2 separate regions of the Mus musculus genome follow, and region 2 is linked to region 1. The links are chromatin contacts, found by Hi-C or POLR2A ChIA-PET in ENCODE. All regions are on one chromosome and are shown on one strand. The core of a region is the stretch at or near the end of the contact, and the rest is flanking DNA. Distances in the headings are between cores, read along the strand shown.

What was found. A loop is a pair of places that touch in the nucleus more often than their neighbours do. ChIA-PET counts read pairs that join two places held with the same protein, here RNA polymerase II (POLR2A).
Region 2: a map of CH12.LX shows a loop between it and region 1 (2.6-fold over the local background). The contact joins the enhancer-like site here to the promoter of Mir9-3hg in region 1. A Hi-C loop is called at or near these places in 2 of 37 maps with a recorded cell type or tissue (CH12.LX and mouse embryonic stem cell). POLR2A ChIA-PET finds 5 or more read pairs at or near these places in 1 of 5 experiments (embryonic stem cell).

Annotation. Positions count from the first base shown.
Region 1 is chr7:79,498,015-79,503,099 of GRCm38, reverse strand. It overlaps Mir9-3hg (Mir9-3 host gene), which reads right to left and starts at 3,074. Exons shown (of 3, transcript NR_040314.1): 1 at 2,850-3,074.
Region 2 is chr7:79,576,373-79,581,393 of GRCm38, reverse strand. No RefSeq gene overlaps it. Among named protein-coding and RNA genes, the nearest start is that of Gm31740, 28 kb to the right of the region's middle. Within about 2 kb of position 2,258, at least 1 of the 3 ENCODE cell types and tissues checked has a DNase peak (open chromatin) inside an H3K27ac peak, as active enhancers do.

The DNA.
Region 1 (5,085 bases), core at 1,825-4,324:
GGGGAGTGGGGAGCAGGAGAGAGGGGAAAGAGAGAAGGAGCGTTCTCAGAGTGTGATTTAAGCAGGACGCTGCACAAAATGGCTCCTCGGCTGTGAGGTTCATGGTTATAGCACGCTGGAGCCCTGGCCTGAGAGCCTAGGGCTGGTTAGGAGTCTGGGAGAAAGACTAAAAAGCTTGATTTTGCTTTCTGTTCAGGTAAGGCAGGTTAGTGCCACCAAAGCCACATTTCTGTTGTCCTTTAGGAAACCATGTCCCTTGCCAAAGCAGGTGAGGCCAGCCAGGCAGAGGTTCCTACACCATGCTGGAGTGGGCTCTGTCTCCAGTGTCCGGGTGCATGAAGGTGTTATCAGCTCTCTCTCAGGAAGGAGGCCACAGTGAGTGTGGGCCTTGGGTCATCCATTGCTTGCCCTTTGGAGGATGTTCTGGTGGGACAGGGCAGTAGGTAGTCTCCTTGAGCTAGCAGCCACACCCATGTACAGGATGGGAAGCCTCCAGGTCAGACCCAGCAGGGACACATTGTTTGGGGCTGAGCCTACCCACGGAGGACCCAGCTGACTTTGGCTCTGATTGTCTTTTCATCTTCACACTGTACTCTGGGCCGGGTCTAAGTTCGCTACACTTCCTCCTATATCAATCTCTTGCCTCTAGCCTACTGTCCCTAAGTCCCAAGAAAGAGCTGGCAGTGGATCTAGAGCTAGAAAACCCATGGTTGCTGACAGGCCCTGGCCATGGTGCTGAGAACTGCCCACCCGGCATTTTTTTGTCTTCAGCAGTTCACCTAGCTCAGAAGTTCCTTGGTCTCCAAGTTGTGGTTTGAAACCTGAGTCCTAAGGGTGCCTACAGTAACTTAGAAAAGCAAGCATCCAGGGGGACGGCCAGCACTTAGACATCTCCACCAAAGGTTGGAGACTCCATTTTTCATACTCCTATTTTCATAAATCACCACAGAGGGACAAAAATCCTGCGCTGAGTTCCCATATCTGAATCTACAGAAACTATCCACATGTGCCCTAGAGCCCACTGAAACCTACCTTGCATTTTCTCCCACAGTCAGCTTATGAGGCCGCCCCCAAGGCTGGCATGTTACTTGTGCATGCAGATCTACATGCACAGTACAGGAGTGCTGTTGCGCCTGCTGGCAGGCATCCACTCCATGAACTCCACTTGCCTCGACTCCGTGCTTCTATTCCCTGTCGGTAGTTACTCCGCTTATGAGATAAGGGGTTCCGAGAAGGACAATTCACACCCTCACTCACAGTAGGGTGCAGATACCCTTGTCCTGCGACCAGGACCTTGCCCAGATCCTGAGGCTGGGAGCCTGGGGCTGGTGGAGCAAAGCAGATGCAGCCACTTGGCCTGCCATTCAGCCTGGCAGCAACGCTCCCTTTCATCCCCCTCTGGGCTGTAATTAGGACACAGAATCTCTAGCCACAGCCCAGGCTGATTCCAGGTGCCTCTTCCCCCTGGCAGCTTTTCTCTCCCATCCCTTCCTTGGGCTCAAGCTTTGATTAAGCTGATCTTCCTATTGTCTGGAGGCTTGAAGGGCTGTTCACAAGGAGACCCAGCTTTGGGTTACCACAGATGGAGCCAGTTCCCTGTACCCAGAGGGTACAGAGGCCTCCACACCTCCCCTCAAACACACATGGCCGATTGGACAGTATCTTCCTTTCTGTCTTTTAACCTGCCCACTTCCTCAACAGCTGAGGTGAAGGCAGGCAGCAGGGTGTGGGCTTTTCTAAACAGGGACCTCAAAATACCTTCCTCAAAATGCCAAGCCTTTCCCGTGACCAGCCAGTATTGCTCCTGGAGGCTCCTGAGGTGCACCCCTATGTCTGTGCCTACTTAACCTACCTCTGACCTCCCTTGACTGAAAGCCAGACCCTCAAACTCCAGACCCCCTTAAGAACCTATCACACACCCCCAATATGAAGAAGATTCAAAGAGGGTCTCTCTCCCCTTGAAGCCCAGCATCTGGCCTCTCTGCCACAATGGCTCAGAGATTGTATTTTTTTGGATGTCTTTGCTGCTCCAGAGATTTGGCCTGGAGCCTCTCCTTGCTAGAGCCAGCTGCCTCCTTCCTGTGACACCCTACCACCCAAGCTTCTCCCAGAGATGACCCTAAACAGCCTCAAGCTCCATCCATGGTTCCCTTGTTCTTCTCAGCTCAAAGCTAGACTGGAGGGAGTGTCAGAGACGCCCACAGACAGCTCCAAAAGGCCTGCCCCAAAGCATGGAGTGGAGTACTGAAAGGAGGGCTCTCCCAACTTCCTATTTAAAAGGGGAAAAAGACGTCACAAATCTTGCTTAGAGTGGGTGCTATGTGTTTCATTTTTCTCAAAAAAATTTTTTTCCAGGAAGCCACTTTGTAGGTTATTTGTGTGTTGGTGTGTGTGTGTGTGGGGGGGGAGCGGTGAGGGATAAGAAGGCAGAAGAAAGTCACGGGTAGGACTTAGGGAGGGGACTCCCTGAAACCTCTTTCAGAAACATTCTTTCCCTCAAACCTCTCTCTCTCTACCTCCCCACAACTTCCATCGGACCTCTCACCCTGTCCCTTTCTGAACACCGCAGGCGCGTCTCATCTCGCTATCCCAAGACCCTTGACCTTGGTCTTGAAGATTTGCGGGAGATGCCTGAGCTCTGACCCACAATTAGAGCTTAACCCCCAACCCCCCTGTAGTCAAGAAAAGCCCTGAGCCCTTGAGATGTTCAAGAGGGACCCACAGAGATACCCCAGGCCCCTGAACCAGTCCAGCCGGCTCCCTGACACTGTCTTAGTGGAGACTACCAACCTGACGCCCTAGCCCCTCTCTTCTAGCCCGGCCGAGACGCAGAAGGCAGTGACACTTACGGACCCGGGAGGGGGCCGGGGCCCCACGAGGCGACGGCGGGGGTGGGGCGGTTGTGGTGATGGTGGTTCGGCCGCCCGGGATCAGGCGAGTCTCCAGGCTCAGGCCCAGCTCCGGCCGCCCTCCAAGCGCCGCTGACCGCACGGTCGCGTGGCCGAGAGCTGCTGGAGGCAGGCGCGGCGGCGGTGGCGCGGGGGTTCCTGGCGGCGCGCCGCTTCTCCCGGCTCTGAGCGGCTCAGCGCCGCCTTCTCGGGCGGGCACGGCCCGCAGTGACGTCAGCGCGGCTCCCCCCCGCCCCCCCTGGCTTCACTCGGACCAGTGCGGAACCGAGAGGCGGAGGCAGGAGACGAGGGGCGCCCTGCCCTGCGACCCGGCCCAGCCTGCCCGCGCCCAGCTTGCATCCGAACAGCCCTCCCCGCAAACGCCCCGCTCCACTGGGTTCACCCAGAGCCACCAACCACCTGGGAAGTGGTGACAAGCAGAGGGCTGGAAGCCTCACAGGCAGCTCCAAGCCCAGGGATCCAGGATGCTCGGGGAAGAATGGAGAGCCTAGGATTTGAGGGACGTCTGCGCTCTGGATGCAATGGGGGCATTTGATCTTTTCACACACACAAGTGTTGGCTGAGGGAACCCACGAGGGATTGGCTGGTTTGGTGGTCGCAATGAGGGCTCGGAAGGGATTCTTTAGCTCGCAGGAACGTGTTTCGTTGACAGTCTGGGTTGCGTTCCAACCTGGATCACGCTCCTCCGAGACCCAGAGTGTCCCCTACCTCGCCTCATCCAGGGCGGTGCACCTGCAAACTCTTTGGGCCGCAAACCGGCCCCCGAGCCGCTGTCCAAATGCTGAATCCGGCCTCCCCGGGTCAGGCTCCAGAGCCCGGCTGCATCGCGCTCGGCATTGTCCACAGGGCGGGTACAGGGTTCTGGGACTCAGAGTCAGAGCCCCTGAAAATTCTAGTGCTCCAAGATGATATTAGGAAGCTACGAGGAAGGGGGCGAAAGGTCAAGAGGAGGCGGGAACAGAGAGGGCAGGCAGACCCGAGTGCCTGACCTGCGGAACCACCTCTTCCTCTTGCGTCCCTGTGGTTCGCTCAGGGTCCCTTCTGCCAGTGTGCTTCTCTCGCCACCACAGCAGGGGAGGTCCCTCCGGCCGAACTTGTCAGCGTGTCTCATCATTCATCCTGAGCCAGACAGACAGGCCAAGTTCATGAGCAACGCAGTTAACCCCTTGCAAACTGATCGCCTCCCAAAGGAGGGAGTTGAGCCGTTTGAATGGGGCATGCTCTCCCGGATTCCTAGAACACCACCTCCCGGAAGCTGTGCCTGCCACCGCTCCTTTCTTCTTCCTGGTCTTGCTCTGATTATTTCCCCTGCTACTTTATTTTATTTATTTATTTATTTATTTATTTATTTATTTATTTATTTATTTATTTATTTTTACTGTGTTGGTCTCCACGATCTTCCTAGATGCCTCCTCTTAAAATTAGTTTGAGATCAGTATAGTTGGTTTTCTAGACGTCTTCTCTTCCCGGGTTGTGCTGGTGTTCATGGTGGAAAATTTAGTCCAGAAAAACATAAGATAACATATTAACTGGCCTTAATCTCTACTCTTGGAGGCCTGATCTTAAAAGGGAAAAAGTGTGTGTGTGTGTGTGTGTGTGTTTTGTGTTTTGGGGGGAGATTCTTATTAGAAGAATCCAGATTGCTGACTGTGCAGAACAAGGCAAGAAGAGAAAGAGGGGAAAGAAAAGCGGAAAAGCAGGAGACAGGATGAAGGTGATGAGTCAGACTTCCAGAACTGGATGGAGACAGCAACCCAGAAACAAGCTTCCAGAAAAGGATCCGAAAGGGCGACATATCCAGAGACCCGACAGAGCAGCCTAGGAGACCCTGGGAGATTAAGATATAGTACAGTGACTTAGAGGGGGGGGGGCAGGTCTTCGTGGGGAAGCCTTGAAGGCCCCAACTCTTTCTCCTCGCACTCCATCCACAGGCTTCTGAGGTAGTCCCTAAGGTGAAGTCGATCTTCCCTTGGCCTCTTTGATCACACTAACCTCGAAGACTTGATCTAGAAAGAGTGTTGGGGGTGGGGGGAGTCCTTGCCCGAGGTAAAGGCTATCTCTTGTTTTGGAACCCCAGCATTCCCCTAACTTTCTCAGCCACTCCTTAACAGTCTGGCAGGCTCGGCCACTCCTCCCCTCCCCCACTTCCTATTGAATTCCTGGCGTCTGGTAGCTG
Region 2 (5,021 bases), core at 1,009-3,508, 79 kb before region 1:
TTCTCAACTCAACCCCCTGGGGAATCACATATCAGATACCTTGCATATTGGATATTTACATTACAATCCATAACTGTGGCAAAATCACAGTCATGAAGTAGCAGTGAAAATAATTTTATGGTTGGGGGTCACCACAGCATGGGGAACTGTGTTAAAGGGGCACGCGACATTAGAAAGGTTGACAAGTACTGGGAAGGAAGAACTGTGACTACTGTAAGCTTCTCTGATGACTGACAGACACCCTGACCATGGCAACTGAGATGCTGCAGAGGAGAGGCAAGTGTGAGCCTTCTTAGCTCCTTTTAGTGGCCGCTTGCTACCAACGTCAACACCCGACAGAATTTACTTACTTACTTACTTACTTACTTTTGAGACAGAATCTTACTGTACAGCTCAGGCTGACTTCAAACTTGTGATATAAGCCAAGCTGGCCTTGAACTTTTGAGATCTCTGCCTCTTGAGAACTAGACTTACAAACATGCACCGCAAAGCTCAGCAGTTGACCTTGTAGCCTTGTGACTGTTAAGGAAGATTTTTGGAGCGCGCTGCTAAACCCAGCAGCTGTCCATCCTCTGCTGATGCTAAGTGATGCCAGACATCGTGATCATCCAGTTCTACGGCTCAGTTATAGAGAGCTTGGCTGGCATTAAGAAGTCCTGGGTTTGATTTCCAACACTGTACAAACTGAAGTTCCTGGGGTGGGGTCTTAAACTTTCTCAAACTTCATTTCAAACATGCTGCAAGGCTGAGTAGAACTTCGATGTTTGGGAAGAGTTGAAATGTTGCTGGTCTCAAATAGCAAAGCGTTGCCTACGTCTGTATTTGACCTAATGCCTTGTAACTACTAGGTAGATCCTTTGGAGATGTACAATCAGACCCAAAGCTTCCAGGTTTACAATAGAGATTTCTTGCTTTTTTTTTTTGTAAACTGTCTAATATTTCCACCAATATATATTTTTCTTTTTTTTTTCGTGTATAAATGTTTGGCCCGTGTATATGTATATGTACTATGGGCCTGCCTGGTTCCCATGGACATCAGAAGAAGGTGTCAGATCTCTGGAATTGGAGTTACAGATGGTTGTGAGCCACTGTGTGGATGCTGGGAGCTGACCCTGGGTCCTCCGCAAGAGCAGCAAGTGCCCATTGAGCCATCTCTCCAGCCCTTCCGCCAATATAATTTTAAAGTGTCTTGGCTTATGACTTTCTTGGTTCTGTTACTATTGAAACTTCATGAAACTATTACCACATTGGAACATGGAATTTGGGGAGCCCAAACCTGCTTTTCCTGGGCTCTACTCATTCACATCTGTGCATCCAAAATGCACTCTTGTGCCTTTTGAAGTGAAAAGTGTGTGGTTTGGTTTGGTTTGGTTTTCTGCTGACGACTGCAGAAACTGGGCACAGTGCTACACACCTGAAATCCCAGCTCTGCAGAGATGAGGGCAGGAGGATTAAAAGTTCAATATCCTTCTCAGCTACTTACAGAATTGAAGACCAGCATGGGCTAACAGGCCTCTGTCTAAAAGGGTGAGTGATGCCCTGGACTCTGCACATAGAGTTCCCTCGATGCATTCGCTGATGCCAGTAAGCACGCTGCTTTCCAACATCTCTTTGTTCTGTGACTATAACCCATCCACAATGGAGCAGGGTATCCAAAACAACCTACATACAGCCATGGTCCCTAGTCATGGTCATTCGTATCTGTTCCGGAATAAACTCTTTTGTTCTCTTTGAAGCAAGAATTGCTTTTGTGTTGGCATGTTCCAGGCTGCTCACCTCACTGGCCCTGGAGATTCTGCTAGGTGCTTTGGTACCATAGTGAGTACCGACAAGGCCGTGCGTGATCCCCCCTAGTTCATCCACAGATCCTCTGAAGTCATTACAGGGTGTAGACTCAGGGGTTCCCGAGTTCTCTTCTAGCCTTGCCCACCTGCCATCCCCAGGTCAGGTCATGAGCTCATGTGCCTATCAAAGGAAGAAGAAGGCTTAGCTAACACATGATGGATTCTGTTTGCAAGGTTGGCGGAAGAGCTCTGTCCTGATAGCCTTTGTAAGCAGGTAAGGAATTGCATAGGCTTTCCCCCTCCCCCCCCCCCCTCACGTTCCCATGAGGTGTGCCCTTGGCTCGCTGCTGACATGAAAGAGTAAACTGGGCTTGAGTTTTGAATCCACTAGAGCTTGTTTAAGGCCCTGCTCTGACCACCCACCAACCGTGTGAATCTGTGTACTCTCTGTCCTCCCCTTGCGGAAATGAGGCTCCTCCTCTCGACTGTTGGCGGAAACCCAATGAGGTCTGACTCCCCCAAGTGCCTCAGTAAGGCTTCCGCAGAGGTCGCCTGCTTTCCTAGCAGTTCCCACGAGCCAGACCCGGGCTGCCACGCAGGGGCAGGGGTCAGGCGTGGAGGCAGACTGTCCCGGTGCCCCCAGCCAGGCCGCTGGCGAGTCTGGCGCCGCCGCCGGGGAGCAGGGGCCCTGAGCTCTCTCCTCAGCGTCTGGACAGGCCGAGGAGGCAGACGAGGCACAAGTGACAGCTGGGAAGGTTTAATTGCTCCTCAGTGGCTTGGGAGCACCTCCCTCCTTTGCCAGCGATCTGCATTTCAATGTAGGAAGAGTGGAAAGTAAAGTAGGATTGCCGCTCAAAGGGGTTACAATGATTAATCATTTAAAAAGCAAGATCTTAATTACAGGCCGCAATTTTTGCTATTTAAGGAGTCCATTAGTTGCCAGAAAGAAGAAGAAAAAAATTATCACAGGTTATTCTCCCAAAGTAGAGTGGAGAAGGGAGGGGCAGCGGGGGAGGGACTCAGCTGCTGCTTCGGATGGGGGCGGGAGGCGGGGGGGGGGGGGTGCAGAGGTTCCACCCCTGCAAGAGGCCTAGCCCCAGACAGGCAGGGCCCCCGGCTCTGAAGCAGAGACTGGGAATGGCCGGCCAGGCCGAGGCTGGAATTCCACCTGTGGGTGCCCCTGGAGACCTCCTCAGGCCAAAGGCTGAGATCTACTCCTCCCCCCACTCCCACTGACCCCTGACTCCCTGCTTAGGATGTTGGGTTAATTACCAGGCCTTCCCCTCTGACCTCTCTGTTAGTTTAAGTCTTGTCCGGGGCTCTCGAGTCCCTAGGGTGTATGTATAAAGGGGACTTGGTGGGGGAGGGGGTACTGCCGTGAATGTCAGATAAAAACAACCGAGTTCCTTTAGTAGGCTGATGTCCTGATCCTCGGGCGACTAAAGCGTCGAGATCCCGTTCCTCAAGCTCTCCGCACCCTTCACAGTGAGCACACCTCTGTCGTTGGCACCAGCCCAGGAGGTCCAGCCCTGCACTCCACGTGATGGACGGCACCTTTATCCCAGAAGCCCCGGCAGGCAACAAAGGGGCCACCCAGTGTAGAAGTTGATCTGGGGGTGTCAGATCCCACCCCAGCCCTGAACTGCAACTTTTGGGGGACACTACCAGTGCAAACGTTAACCTCAATGACTGTAAAGTGTAAGCTGCACCCGGGCTTTGTGCTCTCCGTGTCCCTAGGACAGCCTGGCTTGAAAACAAGTTTACCAGTCTACCGGGAGGGAGGGAAGGGTTTGTTCATCCCAAGCCTGCTCAGACTGGGCATAAAAGACATGGAATCACGCCCATGAACAGCCACTCCTGCCAGACTGATTAAATGCCTCTGAGCATGTGTGTGAGCCTGGTGGGAGTTTCCTTCATCTGTTCTAACGCGCAGTCCCCCAGAGGGCAGGATACTAAATTGGATTCAATGATAATCCGAAGGGCTTGAGGGGGGATGGGAGAAGAGACTCCAGCCACAGACCAAAAATACAGGTTTGAGTCCAAAATACCCAAACTGATTTCCGGATGACTCTGCCCTGTTCTCTTTTGCCAGCTTCTGATCCACCCACCACCCCCCTGTTGGGGGACAGTGTCTGTCCCTTTAATTGTCAGGCTCCTACCTCCTAGGGTAGGAGCTGGATAAACCTCCTCTTCTCTTCCGCGCTGACTAATTGTAGGGTTAGGTACCCAAAACAAGCTGGGCCACATTATCTCTGACGCTGGCTCTTTTCGCTGGTCCCTGATTTGAGCCTCAGTAATCAGCAGCTTTTAGCTCATCACTATCGTGACACCTCTTTACTTGGACCAGGAAACAGCAGCAATGTCATGGAAATATGTTTATTTTCTGTGTCACCAAACCCAAAAAGCAGGGGAAACGAGCAGAGAGGATCCTGTGGGCAGAAACTGGGACAGGAGGATGGTGGGAAGATCAGGCATCCTGAAGGTGCTGTTTGTTGGAGACAGTTCTGCAGGTGGAAAACTGGCAGGCCCCTGGCTCAGAACATCAAAGACTCGCCATGGGTCTATGTAGAAGCTATAGACTCAGGTTTCTGGCCCTCTGGGTTTGCATATCCTGTTCTTCCTGCCACTGAGAACTGGCTAGGTCTGAAGGGTACTCTGATTTCAGAGACTTCTGGAGGATTTCAGAGTACCAGTATCTTCTCTCTCCTGACAAGCGGGAGTCCAGTCAGCCCGCAGGTCAAGTCTTTTTGCGAAAATTAGAAAAGAGCGCCCCCTTGAGGCAGGTGTGGTCTTTGCAGGCACAGAGCTTCCAATCAAGACTAGGCACTTTGATGGCTGGTGGAAAGATCAAAACTCCCACATGGGGGGGGGGTCTTCACCCCTCCCCAAATCAGATCTTTCCATTCCTGGTCTGAGGAGCACTAAGGGGTTGGATGTCTCTGGGGTAGGGGTGGGGTTGTTTGTTTTTGAAACCCACCGTGTCCCTCAGCTGCACATGGAGGCTCCTTCCTTTAGTCTTCGTGATGACCCCTAAACAGGTCAGCTGTTACCTTTTCTATGGGAATACAGCTGCTGTCGGTTCAATGATCCTCCCAAGGTTTAAAACCCAATGACATCTCCCACCAAACAACCTCACAAAACCCAGCCACGAAGAACAAGCGATTCCTGGTCAGTCCCGCTCCTGACCACAGCTGGCGCAGAGTGACACTGGGGATTGTGGGAGGCAACGAGGTCCCA